2 separate regions of the Mus musculus genome follow, and region 2 is linked to region 1. The links are chromatin loops, found by intact Hi-C in ENCODE. Cell type or tissue: heart. All regions are shown on one strand.

What was found. Peaks named below come from ENCODE experiments on the same cell type or tissue, not always from the same donor. Only the 100,000 strongest peaks of a DNase experiment are listed, where the experiment ranks them.
Region 2: it touches region 1 in a loop (4-fold over the local background); 4 of 42 quality-filtered maps call a loop at or near these places.

The regions. Positions count from the first base shown.
Region 1 is chr13:102,651,044-102,653,543 of GRCm38, reverse strand. No RefSeq gene overlaps it. Among named protein-coding and RNA genes, the nearest start is that of Gm41046, 14 kb to the left of the region's middle. In heart, no CTCF peak of the experiment used is centred here; no DNase peak of the experiment used is centred here.
Region 2 is chr13:102,231,265-102,233,764 of GRCm38, reverse strand. No RefSeq gene overlaps it. Among named protein-coding and RNA genes, the nearest start is that of Gm36703, 120 kb to the left of the region's middle. In heart, no CTCF peak of the experiment used is centred here; a DNase peak (open chromatin) is centred at 1,234.

The DNA of each region.
Region 1 (2,500 bases):
CCATTTGAGTGTGTGTACAACCTCACAACAAAACTGTTTCAGCACCTGTCTTCACAAACTAAGAACACTCCCACATAGCTCCAACACTGTTACCATTCCCAAGCAAATTTAGAACAATTACACACTCTCATTAACCTATGCTCGAATCCCTCTGCACATCCTTAGACGTTGGGTAACATGTTTGATTGCCATCAGTTTCATGCCTTTTAGGAAAGATTAGTCTTCACTTTCAATGGCACTGCCTTCTGCACTCCCCCATGCCAGCTGTCTTATAGACTGCCCCTTAGTGACCTTCAATGAGCAGTGTCTGGAAGGAGGGTGGTGCATACCACTGTGTACCAGAGAGAAGAAATGTCAGCATCTCATTCAGAATAGAGGATCATGCCTCTGGCTCCCTCTCGGTCCCTAGGAATGTCCTTACAACCATACCAATGTACTTGCGCCTTTGCAAATTCTGAGCACATGCCCAGCCTGTGCCTCTGCCCCTCTTTCTGTCTAGGACAGCTGGTCCCTCCCTTCCAGCAGGCAGTTCTCTATGACACCTATCTTTCCTTGCACACCCTGTTTGGAGTCAGTTGCACACCACCCTCTAGTGTGCATTTCATCCCAACTTCTTTCTTTTTCTAAAGATTTATTTATTTACGCATTTATGTATATGTATGTATATTTGTGTACACTTGCATGAGTTCATGGGTACAGCGTGTATGTAGGAGCCTCCAAAGACCAGAACAGGTCATTGAATCTCTGGGAACACCAGTTACAGGCAGTTATGTGCCACACTGTAAGTACTGAGGACTGAACTCATGTCCTCTGCAAGAGCACCAAGCCTTCTTAAACCACTGAGTCATTCCTGTAGCCCTTAAGCCCTGCCTTCCTTCACAGTCCTCTTCTTTGGCTGATTACTTGTCTCATCCCCTAGGAGTTACGTACTCCAAAGGCAGGGCATTTGTGTGACTTGTTCACTGTTACAATTTCAGTTACAAAACCTGTGTCTGGCTCCATCCAAGTACCGGATATTTATTAAGAGCCATGACTGAGCTCCAAACACTGCAGAGAGCCAGCGTGTTAGATAGACCTCTGATGCTCACGTGACCCAGTCATCCATTCTCTGCCTACTCTGGCCTGTGGTCAGGCCTGAAGCCAATACCAGCCTCAACTCCCAGTGCACTGGATCCTCTGTTAAACAATTTTGCCTCTGAATTTAAACAATCCCTCAGTGACTCACAGTAAAGGATTATCGTGTAAAAGAGAACTAAGTTACACATACGTATTTGAAATAAAAGCTTCACTAAGTGATGTTTCCTTGTACCATGTATGCAATTTCTACTTTGTCCTCTTTCAGTTTTTAAAATGCTGCTCATGAGATGCTAGGGCGATTTTAAACTCTGCTAAGTAGTTGTGATCTGTTGTAATTAACTAATAATCTACGCAGATAGGGTCCAGGGATTCGCTCTGGGGGAAAAAATAACCAAACCTCTTGTTTGGCTTATTTCAGATCTCACAGTATTCTAATGTAGTAATATTACTTTAATATTCATTTTGCAAATGAGGAAATTGAGTTTATTCAGGGTCACACAGAGGAATTATAGTTTGCCCTTAAGCTCTACACTATATGTCCCCTTTCAAGAGAGAGTTCAATTACTTAAAAAGTAAAAGAGCTTTCCAAATTCCTTTATGCTTGGTAGGTTGTCTGTGGGTAGAAAAAAAAAAAAGATCTTACACATATGTATATGGACACTGTTTTAGGCCAAATAAGTGATGAGACATTTATAATATAAAATATTTCTAAAGTACCTTTATAGTTATTGCAGCATTTAGCTACACATGTTCTTAATATAATAATTGAAGAAAGAGAACTCCTATCTAAGGGAGATACAAAGAATTCTGTGAGATTGGTACTCCCCAGCCTCCATCAGTAAATGGCTAGAACACACTGACCACACTTTGAAAGCATAGCTAACAGGCTTAACTAGGAATCCATAAATTATGTCTTCATCTTCAGTTTTATATGCATCAATTATTTAATTTATTATTTTGTGGTGTTGTATTGTATCTTGACCTCAAGACCTCATGCAAACTGGGAGCGAATCCCTGGACCCTATCTGCGTAGATTATTAGTTAATTACAAACTACAGGAGTATCATCAGCAACATGCTCAATTTGTCACCAGTATAAATGTTTATATTTTTTTGTGACACTTTACAATGCTGCAGATATTTGAATATATTATTCATGCCAGTTATAGTCTTCATCATCGGATCTTGCTAGTTAACATGTTGAGAAAGAAGGATGTTCATGAGTTGAGCACACAATTTATTTTAGAATATTTTAGCTGATAGTCGTAGTTCCATATGGGTTTCATGCATCCAAATACATTCTTAAAAAAAAAAAAAAAACCAGAAAGAGATTCCCACAAATGATCTGAACAATCTTTTCTTAAAAGACAATATCTAACAGGCCAACAAGCATACAAAACACAACCATCAAAGGAACCAGATAA
Region 2 (2,500 bases), 420 kb after region 1:
AGACTCCCTCTACTTGGTACACAGAGGCAGTTGCTTTTGCAGTTGTTATGATCTGAGCTAGAGCTTCAGGTCTAGTTCATCTCCATGGAAAAGTAATTTTATTTATTTATGTATTTATCTGTGTGTAGGTGTGAAGTTATATGCACCACATGTCTCCAGGTACCCAGGGAGGCTAAAGAGAACATCGCATCGCATATATTTAAATTTTCTGGTAGTGTAAGCCATCCTAGGTAGGTACGGAGAACTGAACTCTGTACTCTGTGATGGACTAAGCATCCTTAACAACTGAGCCATCTCTCTAGTCCGGAAAAGCACATTGAAATAAAAGAACACACAACTACATCTCTTTGGAGTCTCTGCTTGCCTCCAACCTTGCCATGGAGGATGCAGGGAAAGATAGTGACTTCCGGAAGAGTGAAGAGCCCTCAGTATCTGCTGAGAGAAGACTGGCATTTGGTTTCAGTCTACACGGTCGCTGGAAGTTGACCTGGCTTGTCTTTTACTCCTAAGCTCACTTCACACACTCCAGATTCTATGTCAATATCAGCAAACAATTCCTGTTGCCATTTCCATTCTTGTAAAGGAGTTAAATTAGAGTGGAGGGGTGAAGTAACTTGCCTGAAATCATAGAGAGTGAGTGGCCAATGTCATTCTTCACAGCTACACTGCCACCACGCAATGTTGGCCAGGTGAGAGATGCCCTGCCCTTCTCTTTTCTTATAAGAGAAATGAGGGAGGAACACTGACTGCCTCAGACTAGAAGGAAAGGTAATTTGGAAAATGCAGGAAAACGCTCATTTCTCCAAGCATTCCGGCTCCTTCTGTTCTCTTCTGTCCCTCACATAACCTGGCAAGGGGAAACATTGCCTCTTGAGCAATCCTGTAGAAATATAAAGCTGAAAAGAATATACCTCTCACCAGAGCCAAAGATAACAAGGCTGATTTGTTCAGACTTATTATTTTGTTTCAATAAAAGATCTGTCTCTGGTTTCCCCAGCAGTCCCACAGAGCCAACCCAAACTGAAAAGACACGCAGCTCAGAGAGTGCAACCTCATTGTTGAAACATGACAGATACTTGAAGAATCAGGAAATTCCTTCTGTATTTAAATGGCCAGCTCCTCAGCCAACACAGTCATGGGTGAAAGAAGACAGCAATACAGTTGTGGCCTGTGAGGCACACAGTGGGGCTTCATGCCCCTGTAGGAACGGATACCCAAGTCTATGCTTGCCAGCTGGCACACATGGTCCATTGACAAGATATGCAGGGCCTGGCCTTCCAGCTTGGAGCAACTGCTGGCAGAACACTGTGAGCATGTCAAAGGAAGGGTGATTTTTTTTTTAAAGGCCCATCGCTGGTTTTGTTTCTTTAAATGGTAGCCACCAAAAAGTTGTGCAAACACTTCAGCTGCGGAATATTTAATCTGACATTTGGCATGACTCCTTTGTTGATCCAAGACAAGAAGAATGTGTGTACGCTCTTAGTTCCTTCATTGCTTACTGGAAAAAAAAGAAAGAAAAGAAAAAGAGAGAGAGAGAGAGAGAGAGAGAGAGAGAGAGAGAGAGAGAGAGAAGGAAAGAAAGAAAAAAGAAAGAAAGAAAGAAAGAAAGGAAGGAAGGAAGGAAGGAAGGAAGGAAGGAAGGAAGGAAGGAAGGAAGGAAGGAAGACAAACCAGATAGGGCAGTTTTATGTTCCTCCTCCTCCTCCTCCTCCTCCTCCTCCTCCTCCTCCTCCTCCTCCTCCTCACTTTGAACTGGGTCTGTAGCTGGATGTAGTCCTGGTTCCCCAGAAATGGAATGATAATTACAGACCGCAAGTAGGGAGATAAATAGTTATTTAACAAGGTGGGTGGACTTGATGCCTTTCCAGAAGGGGCTGATAAAAACTTTAGGGGGTCACCATAACTGTAGGAGGTAGGCAGCTCTTTCTTTAGAATCTGGGATTTCACGGTTTTGGAGCCTCTCATGGAAATATTACCCAAAAGATTCCTCCTTTGTTTTTGGTGAGAAGGAAAAAGCAAAACCCAAACACCAGCAAGAAGAACTTAGTGGGAGTGTCCTACCTGCTGCACTGGTCACACAGTTTGCTGCCTCTGCTCTCCAATTGCCAAGGGGAGACACTCATTCTACTCCTTCTAAGTTGTTTTATTGACACATTGCTTCCTTAGAAAGTGCATCAGTTCTGGATTACCTTTAATTAAAATGAAACAGTTCCTAGCTCTACACTAATGAGAACATGGTCCACCTAGAAAAGTCAGCTCTCCCACAAAGCCTAGGTAGCAGACAGTTCTTTCTCACTGTGTGGAGGGAAAGGACCAAGTCCTGAGCAACATTGCACAGGAAAGCACGAAACTTTCCAGATGCTTCTCCACTAGAGCATGGGAGCGGTTCATTGACGTCAGAAAACACAATTCACATCCCATCCTCTGCAGGCAAGCCAGTCATGCGGACTGGACTCATACCACAAGCCAAGGAAGACAAGCTATTCATCCTCCACCTCTG